Regions from separate parts of the Homo sapiens genome. Here region 1 is linked to region 2. Evidence: chromatin loops called from intact Hi-C (ENCODE). Cell type or tissue: heart right ventricle. All regions are shown on one strand. Each heading gives the region's core, and the rest is flanking DNA. Links, peaks and the distances in the headings are about the cores only. Region 1 overlaps FHOD3 (formin homology 2 domain containing 3). Region 2 overlaps FHOD3 (formin homology 2 domain containing 3).

Region 1 (10,971 bases), core at 1,586-9,585, 66 kb before region 2:
TGCTTGTGAATTTTGCACATTGATTTTGTATCCTGAGACTTTGCTGAAGTTGTTTATCAGCTTAAGGAGATTTTGGGCTGAGATGATGGGATTTTCTAAATATACAATCATGTCATCTGCAGAGACAGTTTGACTTCCTCTTTTCCTAATTGAAATTCCTTTCTTTCTTTCTCTTGCCTGATTGCCCTGGCCAGAACTTCCAATACTATGTTGAATAGGAGTGGTGAGAGAGGGCATCCTTGTCTTGTGCCAGTTTTCAAAGGGAATGCTTCTAGTTTTTGCCCATTCAGGATGATATTGGCTGTGGGTTTGTCATAAATATCCCTTGTTATTTTGAGATACATTCCATTAATACCTAGTTTACTGGGAGTTTTTAGCAGGAAGGGCTGTTGAATTTTGTCGAAGGCCTTTTCTGTATCTATTGAGATAATCCTGTGGTTTTTGTTGTTGGTTCTGTTTATGTGATGGATTACATTTATTGATTTGTGTATGTTGAACCAGCCTTGCATTCCAGGGATGAAACTGACTTGATCATGGCAGATAAGCTTTTTGATTTGCTGCTGGATTCGGTTTGCCAGTATTTTATTGAGGATTTTTGCATCGATGTTCATCAGTGATATTGGCCTAAAATTGGATAAAGAGTCAAGACCCATTGGTGTGCTGATTTCAGGAGACCCATCTCACGTGAAAAGACACACATAGGCTCAAAATAAAGGGATGGAGGAAGAAGATCTACCAAGCAAATGGAAAGCAAAAAATAAATAAATAAAGGGCAGGGATTGCAATCCTAGTCTCTGATAAAACAGACTTTAAACCAACAAAGATCAAAAGAGACAAAGAAGGCTATTACATAATGATAAAGGGATCAATTCAACAAGAAGAGCAAACTATCCTAAATATATATGCACCCAATATGGGAGCACCCAGATTCATAAAGCAAGTTCTTAGAGACCTACAAAGAGATTTAGACTTTCACAAAATAATAATGGGAGACTTTAACACTCCACTGTCAATATTAGACAGATCAATGAGACAGAAAATTAGCAATGATATCCAGGACTTGAACTCAGCTCTGGGCCAAGCGGACCTAATAGACATCTACAGGACTCTCCACCCCAAATCAACAGAATATACATTCTTTTCAGCACCACATCGCACTTATTCTAAAATTGACCACATAATTGGAAGTAAAACACTCCTCAGCAAATGTAAAAGAACAGAAATCATGACAAACTGTCTCTCAGACCACAGTGCAATCAAATTAGAACTCAGGATTAAGAAACTCACTCAAACCCACACAACTACATGGAACTGAACAACCTACTCCTGAATGACAACTGGGTAAATAATGAAATGAAGGCAGAAATAAAGGTGTTCTTTGAAACCAATGAGGACAAAGACATAACATACCAGAATCTCTGGGACACATTTAAAGCAGTATGTAGAGGGAAATTTATAGCACTAAATGCCCACAAGAGAAAGCAGGAAAGATCTAAAATTGACACCCTAATGTCACAATAGAATAAGAGAAGCAAGAGCAAACAAATTCAAAAGCTAGCAGAAGGCAAGAAAGAACTAAGATCAGAGCAGAACTGAAGGAGATAGAGACACAAAAAACCCTTTAAAAAAATCAATGAATCCAGGAGCTGGTTTTTGGAAAAGATCAGCAAAATAGACAGACTGCTAGTAAGACTAATAAAGAAGAAAAGAGAGAAGAATCAAATGGATGCAATAAAAAATGATAAAGGGGATATCACCACCGATCCCACAGAAATACAAACTACCATCAGAGAATACTATAAACACCTCTATGCAAATAAACTAGAAAATCTAGAAGAAATGGATAAATTCCTGGACACATACACCCTCCCAAGACTAAACCAGGAAGAAGTTGAATCCCTGAATAGACCAATAACAGGCTCTGAAATTGAGGCAATAATTAATAGCCTACCAACAAAAAGAAGTCTAGGACCAGATGGATTCACAGCCAAATTCTACCAGAGTAAAAAGAGGAGCTGGCATCATTCCTTCTGAAACTATTCCAAGCAATAGAAAAAGAGGGAATCCTCCCTAACTCATTTTATGAGGCCAGCATCATCCTGATACCAAAGCCTGGCAGGGGCTTCACTTTTTAAGACTGGGTTCCTGGTATATCTTTCTGGAATCAATACCTGTCAAGAAGCAGTGTGATACCCTCAAAGTGCATTGCACCTGAACCTGAGTAATTACCTGTAGTGTTTATTTTTTTGTTCACTCAACACATTTTCATTGAGCACCTGCTAAGCACTGGATTCTTTTAAGCATTGGAGAAATAACACTGAAGAAAACAGGCAGAAATCCTGAACTTCAGGGAGCTTAGGTTGAAGTGGGAGAGATGATAAATAAAATGAATTGGCAAGGTATGTGCTGTGTTGGGAGGTAACCAGTGCCATCTCCCTCGGCCTCAGTTTCCTCATCTGCAAAATGAGAAAATGGGGCCACACCTCCAGTGTTCCTTCCTTCCACCTCTTCTCGAGATTTCCTGTGATTTTTTTTTTTTTGCATCACTTCATAAGGAAATCCAGTAGTCTTTCTTACCTGCAGATATTCTTAATGAGAACACAGAAATGTTTCCAACAGTGTGGTTCTGCATCGTTCTTCTGGTGACAGTGATTGTGTCTGCCCAGGTGCATGGTGGGATGTGGTGTCATCCATAGTCTATCTAGGTTGAGGCCAGGGCCCATCTGTGCTCTTGTGGGCTTGCTGAGCCCAGTGCTCCCATGTGTGGGCTATAGGAAGGTGGTCAGGTAAATAATGAGATGGGGGTCCCCTCTCTGTAATGTGTATGGGGGTTGACAGGAATGGGGAGATGGGAGGGACCCATTTCTTCTCAGGACACAGCTCAGCTTGCATGACTTCTGGATAATGGGGCTTATAAAGTGATTTCTGTTTTTTCTCTCCTGGCTTGGAGCTTTCTGCAAATGGGACTGCTGCTGATCTTCGGTAATATGTATTGTGCTTTTGGAGTATATAGAGTGTTGCTTTCTCCTGGGTTTAAATCAACTAATGAGTACCCACCAAATGCCAGTCACTGGGTGAAGTGCAGGGAATGTGAGGGAGAGGGAGTGGCAGACACTCCTTTGGGGGACTTGCAGGTGGCTGGTTGGGGGACTGCCCAGTGCTTGGGAGCGGTGACCAGGGCTGTGAGCCCTCCGTGCGTGGTGCTATTTGTAACAGCTGGAGAAACAAGTGGTGAATATGCAGGGGGGGCACTTCCCATCTACAGAGGAGAGGACTTGCTTTTCTGTTTCCTGCATTCACTCTGCCGAGTCCTGTGAGTCATGAGGAGGGCGTGGGGCTGCAGGCGATGCCCTGTGTTCTCAGATGCCTCCTTTGTTGGAATGCCGAGAGACAGGGAAGCCTTGCTGTCCTATGACAATGGCCAGAGGCAGGGCCACCTGGCTGTAGGACACTATCTCTTGGTGGGTTTGGAGTATGAATTTGTGTGGTTGGTAGCTGGGATGGAGTGTGAGCGTGACTCCTCTCACCACCCTCTCTGGCTGAGGAACAGCAAGGCCACTGAGGTGGAGGGTGGGTTGGAAGGGTGGCGTCTTCTGTGATGGTGGGAGAAATTGGAGTAGAGGGATGACTGTGAGCAGTTGCCAGGTCTTGAGGTCAGGTGTGAGGAGGAATGGCAGAGCTGGATGGCACAGCCCTAGAAAGTGGAAGAGCAGCAGGAGGCCTGGAGGTGGGCCTTTTGGCCCTTTGGTGCACTGAGCCAGGAGAACAGGCCAGAGAACAGTCACCTCCTCTCGAGAGGGTTATGGGGGAGGAACATTCTTGGGGATCTCCAGAAGGGCAGTAAGTTGTCTGTTTTCTTTTCTGCTGAATCTCAGGTAAGGCCCCTTCTGTTGTGGGGATGGGTGAAGGGGTAAGGCAGGAGCAGGTACACCAGTAGGGAGCTGGGGCAATCCTGGAGCCTGTGGACCCAAAAGAAAGAGCAGGTTTGGGTGCCGGGGTTGGCAGGTTCCATGGGGGATTGGTGGGCACAGTGGGTTGGAGCTGCAAGATCCAGCCAGTCATTCCTTCTGCTGCTGCTCATCACCTGCACCTGGAACCTTGTGCCCCTTCATAAAGCATGAAGCATTCTTAGCTGCTAGTGACCTGGTGGTGTCCTTTCTGTCCAGTCTTGTCCCTACCTGCTGTCCACCTTAGCTCCTTGCATTCCTGGCTGCTTTGTGCTTGCTGGCTTTGTCATCCCTCTACCTTCTCCTCCCCATTTCCCTGATAGGGTCATCCTCGTCTTAACAGATCTGGCATTAATTCACTCACTCATTCATTCCACTGACACTTACTGCTGTCTGTTGAGTGCCAGGAGTGGCTGCTGGGCACTGCCACCTGCCAACCCTCAGGCTGGAGGGTAACCCTCATGGGTGCCCTTTTGGCTGCCTGTTTTATGCAGCATAACAGCTCAAAAATGGCCTTTGAATCCCACAGACACGCTTGCAATCTCCCTGAGCTTCAGTTTCTGCATCTGTAAGGTGGGGATGATCATGCCTGCCTGAGAGGGTGGCTGCGAGCCTGACATGCTTCGACTCAGGAAATGTCTAGCCCAGGGCTTGGCCCACTCAGAAAGGGGGCACCCGGCTGCCTCTGCTCCTCCTCTGTGTGTTATGTCAGGGCTGGGAGTCTCTGACAGGGGAAGTTGGGAACTCAAAGGCCAGCAACGGGGAATGCCTCCACGTAACACCAGGGCAAAGAAGACACTTGTTTTTTTGTTTTTTGTTTTTGAGACTGCACTAGATGGGAATATCCATAAGGCAAGAGTGCAGATCTTGAGGAGAGGCTTCAAATAGCATCTTTTACTCACCAAATGCAGCACATTTTCTGGAATGCTGTGGCCTTTGCTAGTTTGGGGGTCATAGCCCCAGGCACATCAGGCATCAGGATGCCTTTACCCACCCCTTCCCATATTCCCAGGGTTTCCTTGTGGTTGGGTGATGTGAAGCACTTGATCCCAGGGACAGAGGACTTCTCACCAGATTACCTTTCAGTTCTTAGCTCAGCTCAACACTGTTCTCTCCAGAGCACAAACTGCCAAGGCCACAGAAGGTGGGGAGTTAAGAGCAGGAAGTAAAGCACTCCTGTCACCAAGACTGCTCTCCCTGTTGCCACACACCTAATCTCACCTCTTCTCCCCAGGCTTCACTAAATCCTACCTGTTTCTCAAGACCATCCTCGACTACTTCAGTTTGATGCCCATAGGGGCACAGAGCCCCCATCAGCTTTATGCTATAAAGTACTAGCTTATGGTAGACCAATCCTACTTCTGAAAACAACTAGAAGAAGCTGAGTAGACTCTAAATAGTATGTAAGAAGACATTTAAACAGCTAGCCAGAACTTGTAGGGTCAAGACCCTAAAAAAAGGGAAAATTATTTGAAGTGAGCCCAGCATTCTCTGTTGATTTTCCCTGTGAGGAATTTGTTGATTCATAAGTAGCAAAGGCTGCTTTAAAGTTACAGTAGTCCCACAAGGATAGACAAATAGACCAGTGGAACAGCATAGAGTCCCAAAGCATAGCCACACACATGCAATGGGACAAGATTTGTCCTTTCACTAAATGGGACTAGGTCAGTTGGATATCCACATGGAAATAAATGCATCTTGACCCTTATGTTGCAGTATGTACAAAACTCAATTCCAGATGAATCATTGACTTAAAGGTGAAAGGTAAAACAATAAAGCCCCTAGGAGATAACAAAGGAAAATATATTTACAACTTTGAGAAGGCAAAGATTTCAATACAGGACAGAAAAACACTAGCCATAAAGGAATAAATAAGATCATTTTGAGTACATTAAAATTAAGATCTTCTGTTCATCAAAAGATACCCTTATGAGTGAAAAGGCAAGTCACAAAATGGGAGAAGATATTTATGTGTTATCTCTCTTTGTGTGTGTAAATATTCAATAAAGGACTCATATTCAAAATATATAAAAGGCTTCTTAAATAAGAAAATGACAGTCCAATAGAAAAATGGGGAAGAGACTTGAATAGGTACTCCGTTCAAGATGGTACCCAAATGACCAGTAACCTTTATTCATCAGGGAAATGCAAATTAAAACTATAGTGATACTACTGCATACCCACCAGAATGGTTAAAATGTAAAAGCGTGATAATCTTAAGGGTTGGAAAAGCTGCGGAACAAAAAGAACACCCACATACCCACTTTTAAAAACTCTTAGGCAGTTATGAAGCTGAACATATGCATGGTCTGTGACCTAGCAATTCCACACCTAAATAAAAACTCGACACCTTTGTATATATATGTGCCCCAAAAGACATAATACAAAACAGAGCAGTCTGTGTGATAGCAAAAAAATGGAAACAATGCAATGTTCATCAATAGTGGAATTGATACTTATAGAATATTCATAGAATAGAATACTGTACAGCCCTGAAAATGAATGTATGGTTATATCCCTGCAACATCATGGATGAATCTCACAGATATATAGTTGCAAGAAAGAATCTAGACACAGGAGAGTACATAATGCACATTGATATATCAAGTTCTAGTATAGGGAAAACTAATTTGTAATTTTCTAAGTCAAGATAGCAGTTTACCTTTGGAGAGGAGGGGGTTTTGACTGGCAGGGAGTGGTGGGGGTCTCTGGGTGCTAGTAGTGCAAGCAGAATATTTCCTTATCTGAGTGGTAGTTATATGGATGTGCTCACTATGAGATTCATTGATTTATATAGCTTTCTACACGTGTTATACTTAAATAATAAAGTTTACTTAAAAAATAGATGGAAGCAATTGGTATAGAATACCTTGGCTTTTGTAATTTGGGAATTTGCTATCTGGAAGAGGAGAGGTGATGAGAAAGTCCTAGAAGTTTTTCAGATACTTTAACTTGAAGGTTATACAGTGGCAGGTTTATCCTTATCCCTGAGTGCAGCGAGTGCTTTAGCACTGTGGTCTCTGAGGAGCCTGAGGACCAGGAAGCAGCAGAATAGCCATTTCTGTGGCCCTTTCTCTCCTTCAGATGCACTAGAGCTCCACCATCTTGCTTTATCCATAATAGATGGTGCTAGCGGTGGGCAGGGTGCTGTGGGCTGGAGGAAGGAATCCAAAAGCTCCTTTTCCTCTCTCTTTCTCCTTCTCTTTCTTCCCTCTCTTTTCTTCTTACTCTGTTGCAAAGAGTAAGAATTTTTGCTAGGCAGCCTGCACCCACAGATTAAAAGACAAAAGAACATTTACTTAAAGGACAGATGTAAATTAGTGTACTGGGACACAAATGCTAAGACTTCAGAATGTTGTAGAACCTAGACCCAGTGGGCAGTGCAGAAGGCTTCTTTGAGCAGGCAAGAATTCCATTGTCAGAATCTGAACGAGAAGTTTTAAAAACTTTCTTCAGGGAAAGAAAACCTCATTTGGTTTAACAACACTGATTCCTGCATGCCAGGGCATAATTGGCTCCTCCAGGAGGGTGTTTATCTCTGCAGTGGTATTGGCTGGGATCACTCAGCAGTCAAGCCATGTCCAGCTTTTGTGAGCATGGTGGTCAAGTCAAAATACAAAAATGTCTTTTGCAAGCCCTGGGGTTTTCAGTCTGGCCCCTTCTTGGTAATGGGAAAGTCAAGGAAAGAAATAACAAGAAACCATTGAGTTTATGGGAATAGAAAGATTCAAATATGCCTGCCAGTGGCATAATTAGGTTGACTTCTAATTTTCCTTTATATCTTCCTTGTTTTCAAGCTAACCAGATAAGTTAAAAACTTATTTACTCTTAAAAACATTGTCCTAATAGAACTTGCTTTTGATTCTTTTTTAGTGCTGTTTCTCATATATGAAGTCAGAACTGAAAATTCTATTCACTGAATTAACAGACAATATGTTTAAATGGTGTAGACTTTTTGCCACATATTTCACACTTATAAAGTACTTCAGGTCAGGCGCGGTTGCTCACGCCTTGTAATCCCAGCACTTTGGGAGGCTGAGGCGGGAGGATCTCTTAAGCCCAGGACTTTGAGACTAGCCTAGGCAACAGAGTGAGAGCCTGTCTCTACAAAAACATAATTAAAAAAAAATTAGTAGTCGCAGGTACTCGGAGGCTGAGGTGGGAGGATCACTTGCGCCTAGGAGTTTGAGGCTACAGTGAGCTATGATCGCACCACTGCACTTCAGCCTGGGCAACAGGGTGAGACCTTGTCTCTTTTATTTTTAAAATATAAAAAATTTAAAAGGTCCTTCAAATTGCTATACTTCTTGAGAAAACAATACTGAATTACTTGGTTTGTGAAAAAGTCCAAAGAACGTCGTTGGCTTAGGAAAGAGAGACTCACCAGGAGCAGATACCCAGCCCAACTGCCTATGTTGCACTCTGCGTTTTCTCAGCTCGGACTTTGGCATTTTACATCCAGTGATTCAAGAGTTTTGCCCTTGCTGGGACCGGTTATCTTTGAACCAGACAAAAATAGGCACAAAATCAGTTGCTTTCAGTGATATCTCTGTAAAGTACGTCATGAGGTTTCTTTGAATTGGGAGATTTTCCTGCTAATTTAGGAAGCAGCTGAGGAGGCTCTCCAAGGCAGCTCAGATGTTTCACCAATTCCCCAAGAGTGATCTTTCCCCCTCAACAATGCTGAAATCATTGACTTCATCACCTTTGTTTCGATTGTTAAAAATTGTATTCATCAAAGATAAAACTCACTGGTGTGCTGGCAGAGCCCCATTTGAGTTTTTGTGAAGATTAGATGAATTAATCCAGGAGTGGCATCTAGATGATGCTTGGAATGCAGTAAATTCTTAAAAAATGGCTTATTGTATAGGTATTAGCTTGGTGCAAATGTGCGGCTTTTGCCGTTACTTTCAAAGGCAAAAACCGCAATTACTTTTGCACCCATCTAATATGTTGTGAGCCACTGCCAGATGTTTTACCTACAAAATCTCAACTCCTCACAGTGACTCTGCAAGGTGGTTGGTAGTATTTCTCACTTCACTGATAAAGAAGAAGAGCATCAGAGAAGTAATTTGGGTGAGGTCACACAGCTGGTGAACAGCAGTGTAGGGCACTGAACCCAAGTCTTTCCTCCCCACTGCCATCATCTCTCTCTCTTTCTCAAATTGCGGTTTGAACCTCCTGGAAGGTTTATAGCAGTTTTCTTGTGGGATGGAGGGGTGGCATGACTTTTACAGTTTGAAAAATACTTCTTTGTGCTAGAGGTTGACAAATACTTTCTACAAAGGGCCACATAGTATTTTAGTATTTTAGGCTTTGTGGACCATACAGTCTCTGTGGCAATGACTCAACTCTGCCATTGTAGTGTGAAAGCACCACAGGCAATACTTAAACCAATGTGTATGCCTGTGTTCCAATAAAGCTTTATTTATAGAATTAGGCTATGGGTCAGATTTGGCCCATGGGTTTTTAGTTCTGTTCCCTTCAAGCCCCCCCACAACCTTAGGTGTTTCCACTTCTCTGTTAACAGCATCACTGCCTGTCTTCCTGGAAGCTTTCCACTTTATCTGTTCAAATGTCAAAGTTGCACCCTCTACTAATGTTTGAGAGCTGCCATGTGCTGGGCACTGGGGAGAGGGCAGTGGCCAGGACAAAGTTCCTGACCGCATGGACCTGGTATCTGGTGGGAGACAAGTGTTTGGCAGGTGGTAAAGATAAAAAGAATAGGTGAAGGAGACAGAGAGTGACAGGGATCCTTTTTCATGTGGGGTATCCCAGGAAGGACTCTGAAGACAGGGCAATGGAGCAGAGTCCAACAGGGTGGGAGAGAGGAGAACACATGGCTCTGGGTGAGGAGCTTTCTGGGTGGGGGGAACAGCAAGTGCAAGGGTCCTGAGATGGGAGTGTGCCTAGCATGTTTGAGACACAGCTGGGAATCCAGAGTGGCTGGAGTGCAGCAAGGAGAAAGAGGAGCTGTGCAAGCTGAGACCGGGAAGGGGAAGTCCGTAGGGTCTTTGTGTCATTGTAGGGCTTACTGGGGGCAGTCACAGGGGAGTTTTGAGCAGCAGAGTGTCCTGATCTGACTCATACCACAAGAGATCCCTCTGGCTGTTGGGTGGAGAGAGCCTGTAGGGTGATTAGGGGTGGCTTCCGGGAGCCTCACTAGGTGGATGATGTTGGGAGAAGCCCAGAGATTCCTGAATATGTCATGAAGACAGAGCCACATGTTTTCCCAATGGATTGCAGTAGAAAGTGGGAAGAGAGGGGTCAAGGCTGACTTGAGGTTTTGGCTGAAGCAGCTGGAAGGACAGAGCTGCACTTCACTGAGTTGGGAGACTGTGGGAGAGCAGGTTTATGGGGACAATGAGGACCTCATTTTGTGTGTTTAAGGTGGGGCTGTCAGTTGGATTCCAAGTACAGATGTCAAATAGGCCATGGATTCTCAAGTTGGGAGTTCAGGCTGGAGCCATACAGTGGGGAGTGAGCAAGGCATAGATGGTCTTGGTCTTTAAAGCCAGGCTGGCGGGTGTTGCCCATGGAGTGAGTACAGAGAAAGTGTGGGAAAGATTGGGGGATTCTTGCCCCGAATCCCCCATGTCTGCTGATTTCATGCCCCAAGGGTCTTACCTAAAAACCACTTCCGTTGCTTCCTTTCAAGTGAGTTATCCACAGAGCTACCAGGGAACCCTGGAGTGCAACACCAGCTGTGTCCCACCCCACTGAAACCTCTGGTATATCTGCACCACCCACAGAAGAGTACACAAGCACCTCTGTCTCGTGTGATTTGTACCAGTCCGCCCAACGAACCACTCTTGTACCCCCACCCCCAAATTCTGCCGCTGAGCAAAGCAAAGTGAAGTACTGTTGCTCTTGCTGCCTGTCCTGGTGTTCATGGCTCTTCCCACCTGGAACCCACTCCCTTACCCAACAGTATGTAATGGCAAGTAGCCACTGTGCCAGAGACTTCAAAGATCCTAGAGTGGAGTCATTGTCATGTAGACTTACATCTTTAAAAGGATTCTCT
Region 2 (10,971 bases), core at 1,613-9,612:
TGCAGGTCCAGGCTAAGCCCTTGGCAAGTGGTGGAAGATACCACCACCACCACCACCACCACCACCACAAAGTTTTGTGTTTTGTTGCCTTACAAACCATTAGAACACCATCAAAATTTGATTGTCCAGTTCCTCTAAAGGAATGTGACTTTAGAGTGTCTGATCTATTTGTAGAGTCAGAGCTGATCTGGACTGAAATGTATATCTTGCCTCCAATTCTTGAAGGAGCCCATCTTCCATAACCAGAACTGGATCACAGAATTGTATTAACTATTAAACTGGGGAAATACATTGTGGAACTCTTAAATATGAAAACCAAGTAACGCCCAATTAATGTGTTTAAAATGTGTTTTAGCTACTATCCTTTTTTAAGCAGCCGACAGATTTGAAACTAGGTCAATAAATTTCTATTAAAATTTTACTTGTTCTTACAAAATGGAGTTGGCCAACCTAAGACCTGAGGGTGATCCTGATCCCACAATTCCTGCTTAGCTGCTGGCATTGGTGTTGTTTTTATGGTTCTCTTCAATTATCCTGTTTTGTTTTGTTTTTTCTTGAGACAGAGTCTTGCTCTGTTGCCCAGGCTGAAGTGTGGTGGTGAGATCTCGGTTCACTGTAACCTCCACCTCCCAGGTTCAAGTGATTCTCCTGACTCAGCCTTGTGAGTGGCTGGGATTATAGGCGCCCACCACCATGCCTGGCTAATTTTCATATTTTTCGTAGAGACAGGGTTTCACCATATTGACCAGGCTAGACTGGTCTCAAACTCCTGGCCTCAGGTGATCCGCCTGCCTTGCCTCCCAAAGTGCTGGGATTACAGGCGTGAGCCACTGGGCCTGGCCTCCAGTTATCGTGTTTTTGATACATTTTAGAATGTTGCAGTTTTGGCAAGCACTGAACAGTCAGCATGTTTACTGAAAAGCTCTCATCTTCATGGAAATGAAGTAGGTTTTGTGACCATGAAGGCAACTTCCCACCATCTTGGTGTGTTCCTGGATTGTGTTCTCCTGATGGAAGGGGCTGTTGGCATGGAGGAGGAAGCTCCTGAGTGCACATGACCAGGCAGTCAAACGCATGAAAAGGAATTAAAACACCACAACATGACACCAAGTGCTTAGTTATATCTATAATAACTTTAAAGTTGAAACGTTATGCTCTAAGCATTATAAAAAGTAGTCCAAATATTCTGTATGAGTTGATATTCACAAAATGTCCAAATTAATAAGCTATTCAAATTGCACCAAAAATACAATCTGTATGTTTGTCTTTCCAACAAGAAACATGCTAGTGATGGCAAACTTTCACTATACATATGGCAATACATTTCTCAGATGACCCAGTATCTGGACAGCTTTTTATGACTTGTTTGGCCTGGGGTACCTTAGAAGCTGTCCGTCCTCTGCCTCATCTCCCTGCATTGATGGGTGGCTCAGGGCATCCTGGGTACATGGGCATGGGTGCTGGGGTTGGCAAGGGTGATGTGGGTGGCCAGGGGTGGGCTGACCGGGCACTCCTCTTTACCAGGTAGCGGCTCAGGGGCCTCAGAGGCTGCTGGGAAGAAATAAAGTGCCACGTATCACTTAGCAGAAAGCCGTAAAAACAACGAGCAATTTCCGTGCCCGTTAGAGACACTGAAAGGAGCCCCATGGAGCTGTCTTGGCTTGGAATTGCCCAGGCCAGTGTGAGTCACCTGTGTGTGCTGTGGCTTGTCTTGGAAGACAGTGGAATCTTGAAGAGTGGGATCAGTGAGGGTGTGTGCATTGAGATGGTGCACAAATTGCCTGGAACAGCCCATGCCAGGCTCCTGGAGGGCAGCACTGCTGTGGTGGAGATACTCAGAGGGCAGCTGGGCTGCAAGTTCTAGGTGTGGCCCTGCCTCCCCTCGGCTGTCCCCAGGGTTTGAGGTTCAGTCCTTTCTGGGGTCTTACTTGAGGCCTGGCCTTCATCAGGACTCATAGGGCCTCCAGGCTGTGGGGTCTAGCTTGGGGGGATTGGAGAAGGTGGGGTTCTGAGTGCAGCACCCCATTCATGGGCCAGGCAAGAGACGACTGACCTGGGCCTTGTGGGTAGAACTTCTGATGTCACCTCCAAATGATGTTGTGTACCTAGAATCTAAGATTAAATATTCAAAATATAGAAGTTCTTAAGGCAGCCTTCCTTTGGAATATCTATTTTTCTTTCTTAAACAAATGGCTTAGGAGCCAAAAATACCCTCCCCACCCCAAAAAAGGCAAGTGCCCTGGACTGTGTCCTGGGTGAGGTTTTGCTCAGTCAGGGGCCCAGACTGTGGGCAGAAGGTGTTGGTTCCCCCTCAGGGGTGTCCTGCTTGAGGGGAGATGGTGGGTTAGGGAGAAGCAGCATTCTAATTCTGGAGCTAGCATCATCAGGTTGCTAGATTTGGGACATGACACTTTTGTCAAAAATGGGGGACTCTCACACTTCCCTTGTGAGCTGCGGAAAGGACTGATGAGCCATGAGGGTGTCTTAGGTCAAGAACCTGGCATCTGGTAGCCCTGCAGGTTTTCATTAATGTGAGCTTTGTTGTTATTACTGTCAAAATCCAGCAATTTCTTGTGGGTAAGCTTGAAAGCATCACTATCATTTATGTTACTGTAATGTGAGACGTTCCCAGATTTCCTCCTGACTCAAAATAACACATCAATCTTTATTCAGTGTCTGTGGGTGTAACTATTATGTTAAGTGCTGTAAAGGAAATAGACACATAAGTGAATGCAGTACATATATGAAGCAGTTCCATCCACTTTCGTGATTCTAACTAGCAGCTGCATACTTGAAGTTTCCCACTTTCCCTGAGTTCTAGACCTGTTGTTGAAATGTGTGCTAGATACCTGAACTTCATCCCACATCCATCTCCCTGCTGCTCCTCCACCCCGCATTGGCAGGGCTTGGCCCACCCCTCTGGATGTCCCCTGGGCTTCTAGTGCTACCGTGTGCTGTCATTGCCCCTTGCTTTGCCAGTGGTGTGATGTGTCTACTCCTGCTTGCCAGTGAGACTGTGTGACCATTACAGGAAGGGGTAGAGGCTGTTCCTCTCTTGTGGAGAGGTTGGAGGGTAAAGGGGCCTTAAGGAAGGAATTTGGGGTTTCTAGGAGCTAATCATGGAACTGTCCTGAGCCTTAGTTTCCCTAACTGAACTTTGGGGACATAGTTTATTTAAAAATTGGAGAACTCTCTATATAAACTTAAGAAGCACTTTTGTGTGTCTTTGAAAGTGTGTTACTTTAATCTTTGCCTTTTTGCCTTTTTGGTGTGGTTTTTCTCCAAGGTATTTGCTCATAAATTACTAATTATACTCCTCATTCCTCTGCTTCTGATTCTATAGCATATCATATCTTTCTGACATTGTCCTGATTCTTAAATTGAACCAGACACAGGGCCCAAGCTAAACAGGAAAAGCGAAACACCGGGAGCCCCCACTGGTCTCCCCAGGTCTGCTCTTTTTCAGACATAGACAGAAAATGGGTAAAATGTGTTCCTGGGACTGTAACCCAGTCCCATGAGAAGGCCTAGGAGTCAGAGGGCCAGCCCAGTCCCACTGTGACTGTCTGGGCCATAGCTAGCGCCAGTTGTGTTCATGTCCATCTTGCCTTCTTTGCAGCCAAGCAGTTTTGTGTAGCAGGACTTACCTGCATGCCCCAGGGGTCTTTTAGGATTCAGGATTACTTTTCTTTTATAATGGTTTCCTCTCGGCAGAGCCTGGGTTGTGGAGGATCTGTGTGGCATTCCCAATGCAGATCCATCCCCAGGGTCTCCTGGGCAGGGATGGCCGAGTCCCTTCCCCTCCCAAGAGAACCCTGCTCTGTCCTGAGGGCAGAGCCCAGGCACACGTTGCCTCTTCCACAGAAGGAGTTTATACCAAAACCACAAGCAAAAAACAAAACAGACCACCACCACCAACAATGAAGATGGGAGAATAAGGGTTTTCTAAAGTTTCTGTTAAGTTCATATTTTTGTATCATTTTGCCTATAAATGTGGTATTTGCCATGGGAATTTGAAGACAAATGATCTATGTATTTATGGTTTTCTAGGGAAGGTGCCCTGGGGGCTGGGCTCTCTCCAGCTTTGGGAAGCCAGCTCCCTCTGGGGGGCACCGTGAGCAGGATGGGGGGGCCCTGATAGGCGCTTCTTGCCAAATGCAGATGAGCGGTCAGCCTGCCAGTGTTTGCAACGTTCCTGCACGACGGGTTCGTGTTTTCTGAGGATCGTGATGATATAGGACATCTGAATCTTTGTACAAATGTGTAGATGACATCTTGCTGCAGCTTTTATTTGCGAATAAAGATGCATTGATGCTTCAAAAAAAAAGAAGAAGAAGAAGAGGAAGAAGAAGAGGAAGTCAGAGTAGGGCAGGCAGCCTGCAAGTACATTTCCTTTTTTCCTTTCTTCTCCCTTAGGTCAACACTCCCAGACCCCAACACTGAAGAACTCACCTTCATATTCCTCCCACCCCGCCATTGTGGTGCCTTTTATCCTGGGATTCCCATTGCTGGGCCTTTGTCAGTTGACTTGTGGAGAATGCACAGGGTTCTTCTGCAAACAGTGTCACCTGTGATTTTCAGTATTAATGGTCATAAATAATCATAGTCCTAGAATCCATTCTTTTCCACAATCACGCAGCTGTGACTGGGCTTTTGGGCTGGACTCAGTGCCAGTCCCGCATACTCCTCACTTCCATTTCTCAGTGGACGTACATAATTATTGTCCTTTCCTGGAGCATTGTTGTTATTGTTGTTGTTTTTTAAATATGTGCTCTCTCTATGTATAGACCCTAAAATGACGTAATATGGATTTTCATTTTCCTTTGAGGTGGGTGCATCTCAAGGGAGCCCAACACCCTGCTCTTCCTATTCCAGAGAGAGCAGGGAATTCCCCTCAGATCCCCAGGAGGACATGTGTCTTCTATGCACTCCCCTAGACTCCTTTCTGAGGACAGACGGGTGAATCTGGGAGAAGGCAATGAGTAGGGCAGGCTCAGCCCTTCCTTTTTCAATGAGTGTCCTATTCTGAGGACCCTCAAGGTCACCTGCCCCTGTGGTAGGCCAGTGGCCATTCTTAGAACTGCCTGGAGCCCTTCAGGCTGCAGATGCAAGGCCGGTTCTGTCATGAGCTGTCTCAGTGGTAAGGCTTTATCCATCTGCTGTGCCTGTTTTCCCATCTGCTTCTAATCCAGGAGGCAAAAATCAGTGTTATCTGTGGACCCAGGAAGCCCCACAGAGAGATCCTCCCTAGACTGGGCTCCGGCATTGAGGCTTTGGGTATTTTAGCCCCAGTCCTGCTCTGTAGGTATGGAGCTGAATTGTCAAGCAGCCTAGACAGATGAGCTGGGTCCAGAGGTGATAGGGGGACGTGTCCACTGGGCAGGTGACAGGCAGCTGCTCCTGCTTTTCTTCCCTATGCAGTGAGTGATTCTGGCTTGGAGGAGCATGGCTGTGCTGAGCTAAATTAAAACTGGAGGTGCCCTGAGCTTTGTTCTTTTTAAGGCCATAGTATTCCAGGTTAAAGATAGGAGTGAGTCTAAAATAAAATGTGACTCTGTTTGGGGTGTGCAGCCAGATGCCTCGTTGGTGCCTGCTGTTCTGGAGGAGACAGAGCCTGTTCTGGTGCTGGGTCCTGCTCTGGCATGCACCCTGTCCTTGTGCTGAGCTCTGCTGGTTTTGATTTTCTGCAAGCACATTCTGTACCTGGATTTTTTTCAGAAAACACTTTTTTTGAATAATGTAACAAACGTGAGGCAATTTAAGACCTCACACTCTGACCTCTGTGACTTGGTGTGTCAAGGCATGAACAAGTGATGGTTTTGAGATGTGTATATTTGAAGCAAACTTGCTTTAAGAAAACTTCCTACCTGAGTGACTGATGTAACAGACCCACACTTAACACATGATGATGGTCCTGTTACGCCTGGAGTGATTCTCCACTCCCTTGAAGGGGAAGTAGGAAGTTATTAAACCGTCAGACTCTTGGGGGTGGGGAGAAATAACGAGTGGTCCACATGGATCAATCACCTGTAATCCGTAAATGAATCCAACCTGGAAAGATCAAGTATTTACCTGTATGGACAGGTATGCACTGCCTTAGTTTTCTTTCCTCTTGCCCCAGAAAGATAGTCCATGAATATTCACCAGAAAGTGATCGTTGTCTCCGATGGGTAATTAGGATTGAAGGGGCAGAAAGCCCAGCACTCCAACTGTAGGCACCAGTCAGAATTCTGCTGCTTTTGCTGGAGCATCTCTTCATAAGCATAAGGCCAGGTTTCATCTAATGCTGCCAACACTGTGTGAAGGGCACACTTCACTGTCACCAGGTGCAGACCTGCAGTTTGCTGAAGGGTCAGAGACATTCCATGGAGGGACCATAGGGGCACCTAGTGTCTGGGGGGCAAAGTGTACCCACTTTTAAAGGGGGTGGCTCATGGAACAGGGAGAGGCCATTTTTCTTAGGATTGGTCTGTTCCTGGACAGATGCCAGGATCCCTGTTTCTTCAGGGGTGCTTGCAGGTGCCTGGAGTCCAGACAGGGATCCCTTGGCCTGGCTGGGGTAGCCTTGTTCATGGGAATTTTTTCTCGATGATAGGAGGGTCCTACAGGGGATATACCATAGCCAGTGGTAAGTTCAGGGAATTAGAGCTCAGGAAATTCAAGGCCTACAACTGCAGTGAGTGAGGCACATACTGGATCTTAGCAATGTCCTGGAAGCCTGGGGTTTGTAACCAGACATGCCTGGCTGAGCCCTGGGTTTACCACTCAGCAGCTGTGTGACCTTAAGTAGGACCCTTGTCTCAGGTGACTCTTGTAATCTTCCTAGGCCTCAGGTGACTCTTGTAAAGGGCATGGTTGGTCATCGTGTGCACACCTTACAGGGTGGGTTGGAGGCCTGGATGAGATGATGAGACACCTCCTGCCCCTCCAGCTTTCGTTCTGCTGGTGGCTTTCCAGACAAACCATGTGGCCCCCTGACTGTGTTGGTGCCTCCCCTGTGTCTGCTGACTCCTACTCAATTCTTAGGCTCTGCTCAAATGTCTCCCCATGCCACAGGGAAAATGGCTTGTGGTCTTCTTTGTCCCCCACAGCTGAGATGGGGCATGTAAAGCACTTGTCATAGGCCCTGTGGCATGCTGTGCTCACCGCACACGTAAGCTCTGGCTGTCCTGCCCAGTGGCACTGGACCCTGGTGTAGCGGGGTGGACTTTGGAGCTGGCCCTCCTGGTTCATACCCTGGCACCACCACTTAGAGGCTGCATGACCTTGAGCAGGCGATTTCTCACCAGCTCCATTTTCTTACCTGTAAAATGAGACAGTCATAGGGTTTTGGGGGGTTAAATGAGTGAATTCATGCCAGGTGCCCAGAACCCCCACCCAGCACAGAGTAAGCACTGTGCATGGGGTAGCTATAATTGGCTTCCCTAGCACAATGCATAACACATGATGGGTCTTAATATATCTATATGAATAATAAGGCCAGCAGAGTGTGGGATTATAGTGAGAGCCGAGCTGAAATATCAGACTGTGGAGTCATCTTCCTTTTCTTCCCAAAACCCTCTCAAGTTTCCCTGAAGTGCTGATAACTTATAGTGGCCAAAGCTGAACAGTGTCTGCTAAGAAAGCCCTCCCTGAGTAGTGGCCAAAGCTGAACTGTGTCTGCTAAGAAAGCCCTCCCTGAGTAGGGGACAGAGGAAAGTCTACTTCCTGCCCTCCCAGGCTCTGATCCTCAAGCTGCTGTCACTTAGAGACCTAGAGACATGGCAAGACTGTGTAGAGTGAGGACAGGACTTTCCTGGGGCCAAGCAGGGTATATCTCCTGCTTCCGCTTCGTCTGATCTTGTCTGTGTTTCATGCGCAGGCAGCTAATTTGTACCTCATAGATTCTTTTTCCTTTGGCTACTGTCATGGCAGATGGGAAAGGAGGTTTTAATGAATTAGTGTTTTCTTTTGGAGATTAGGCTTTCATTATAAATATAACTGCTGACACACAGCCTTCTGGTACTTACATATCATTTGCCAATTAGGATAATGGACTGAGAAAGTCTCTTGGAAAGTGACATGGCCAAAGTGAAGCCTGTAACTCAGCTTAGGGTTTTGGTGAGTGAAGTCCTTTGCCAACTGGAAGCAACATATATTAAGTCTGCCCACAATATGCCTGTGCTTAGAGGTCTGAAAATATTCATGACCTTTGAGAAAGAAAGATTAAAATTAGTAGGCAGAAATGCTGCAGCCAGCTCCAGTTAGTTTGTGATGTGGTCATTCCAGAGTGTCTGCCATGCTGGCCACATGCTTCTGGGACGGCTGCAGGGCAGAAGGCTGCCTGCTTAATTTTAGAGTTAAACAAACGTAATGGCGAAAGCATTTATGATGGATCTGAATCTGGTGTGGCATGCTGTGATATTTCCATCACTGCATTTAGGGGTCCAGATCTTCTGGACACTTTCTCTTTCCTTGTATTGTTCTCTCCAAGGTTTCTCCACCTTGACACAATTGACATTTGGGGCCAACACTTCTTTTTTGGTGGGGTTGTCCTGTGAATTGTAGGATTCTTGGTGGCATCCCTGGCTTTTACCCACTAGATGCCAGTTGCAATGCCCCTAATTGTGACAGCAAAAGATACTCCTAGACATTGCCGAATGTCCCTTTGAGGGCAAAAGTGGTTGCAGTTGAGAACTGCTGCTCTAGAGCTGGCCCCAAGACAGTCACAGAGGGACTAAGAAGCTGTCCGTAATCCCCACCAATTCAGGGTATTGGGCTACACAAAGGCAATCAGTCATTCATTTCCCCAGGAAACCATTCTCCTGGAGTCCCAGTTGTGTGCCCAACTAGACCTGGAGAATACAAAGGGGAGTGAAATGAGCCTAATTCTCTAAGCAGCTTAAGGAAATGGGTGTTGTGATTGGGGCCAGAAGGCTTCCTCTTAAATTATACTGATCCTACTGCAGGGTTGATATTAGGGTCCCAAACTTCAGAAAACTCTGGGTTCTGATGGTTTCCTATGTGAGGGCAGGGAGCTAGTTAATCCACTTGGATCCACAAGCCCGGGGACTACAGATATATTAGTCTTAGGAAGGGACTTGGAAAGTGAGTGGCTTGATTAAAACTTAGAAGGGTTTATTTAAATAACAAGAAGGGGCTGAGGGAACCATGGGAGAAAAGACACACAGATGAGCGTGAGCAGAATCAGAGTGAATTTGCTAACAAAGCAAATCCAACCTACTTGGGCAGATCAAGGAAGGAAAGAACACTGGTATGGGAGTAGGGGAGTGAGAAATATCAGGCTGAGTGAGGGAGACCTGGATTTTCTGAGCCGTCTCCTGGGGAGCATGCTATCTGTCTTATGGATTCATTGTTATGGTCAAACAAGATAATATCAATTTAAATATTGGGCTTCCCAGATGAAAGTCATTATTAAGGTCATCGTGTAGACAGTCTTCACAAGCAGACATTGAGATTTTTACTTTACAAAATAGAAAATAAGGAATCATTGACATGAGATTTTGAGCAGGGGAGAATATTCTGGAAATGGCATATAGAATTAATTGGATGGGAAGGAGCCAAGAGGAAAGAGCGGTATAGCTGGCCAACAACCATCCCCACCCCGCAGCACTAGATGGGGACCACCCACCATGCATGTTTTGAAAACCTAGGATTTTTACTGTGAACTTACAGATCTAAGTGTATTTGATGGGTTTCAATCAGTTGCACTTAATGTACTTGAAGTTTGAGTTGTCCCATTTTTGGCCACTGGAACCCAAGGAGGCTTCTGAATCATCACGGGTGTTCTCTTTAGCTTCCTCTCTTAGTGGTAGAGCAAGATGTTTCAGTTCATCTTATGCATCACTTGCCCCAGGCCTGTAATCAACTATGTCTCTAGGAAGCCCAGTTTGTTGTTGTTGTTGTCGTTAATAGAAAACATTTCAAAACTGCAATTTGAGTGCTGCAGATGTTCACTGCTACTGGATTGTCATAGTTTCTGAGCCTCCTCAATGGGAGAAGCTGGGAGATACGTGTTGTATACATGTATATTTATTTACCTAGGATAAAGTAGCTCATGAGAGCATACTAATACTTCAAATTCAAGTTCTGTGCTACAAGGTTTTTACATAGTCTCTTCTATATTACACCCTCATCTTGTTTCTCTACCCCTACATGTCCAGGTTATCAAGAACACAAGAGTGGATAGAATTAGAATATCCCATATTTACCCACTTAAATTTATATCACACTCAGAGAAATATCAGAATAACAGTACTACCACCATCAATATAACTACTGAGAACAGTTTAGGTTTTTTTTTTTCTTTTTTTGTGTGTTTGCTCTTCTCATTTAAAAATATCTGTATCTAGGGAGGCTGAGGCAGGAGAATGGCATGAACCTGGGAGGCGGAGCTTGCAGTGAGCCAAGATCATGCCACTGCACTCCAGTCTGGGTGATAGAGTGAGACTCCGTCTCAAAAAAAAAAAAAATCTATATCTGCATTGTCAGAATGCATAGCCATTGTAAACTATACTCACTTCACTTTAGCTGTCATTTTCTCTTAGTTCTGCAGGTTTCTTCATGTTTAAAGTTCACCATCAATCTTTATGTTGATATCTTTCTAGTCATTTTGTGTGTCTGAAACTCATTCTCGAGTTGGGGAGTCTTTGATGTAAAAAAATGTTTTCATAATAATTCTTTTTTTTCATAATAATTCTAAGATGGTATTTTCCTTTTATTTATTCCCCTCTTTCATTCTCACATGAGTGCATGGAGTTTTCCAGAACCTCTGTGACTTGTGATATCACAACAAATTAAGTGTATAACAGATATGTGAGTCTGGCTGTTACTAAGAGAAATATTAAAAGGATTTACAAAAATAAAAGCAGTGTTACTCTTATGAATTTTTTTGTTTGAGAAAATAGTTATTTTTTCTAAAATATGTTGTATGTACATTAGCACATACTGGGTTTGCTATTTTTGATTAAT

The links. Peaks named below come from ENCODE experiments on the same cell type or tissue, not always from the same donor. Only the 100,000 strongest peaks of a DNase experiment are listed, where the experiment ranks them.
Region 1: it touches region 2 in a loop (1.9-fold over the local background); 4 of 110 quality-filtered maps call a loop at or near these places.

What each region holds. Positions count from the first base shown.
Region 1 is chr18:36,318,550-36,329,520 of GRCh38, forward strand. The region is part of intron 1 of FHOD3 (formin homology 2 domain containing 3); the gene reads left to right. Among named protein-coding and RNA genes, the nearest start is that of FHOD3, 26 kb to the left of the region's middle. In heart right ventricle, for the core only: no CTCF peak of the experiment used is centred there; no DNase peak of the experiment used is centred there; H3K27ac peaks cover 6,650 bases.
Region 2 is chr18:36,384,859-36,395,829 of GRCh38, forward strand. The region is part of intron 3 of FHOD3 (formin homology 2 domain containing 3); the gene reads left to right. Among named protein-coding and RNA genes, the nearest start is that of FHOD3, 93 kb to the left of the region's middle. In heart right ventricle, for the core only: no CTCF peak of the experiment used is centred there; a DNase peak (open chromatin) is centred at 5,513; H3K27ac peaks cover 8,000 bases.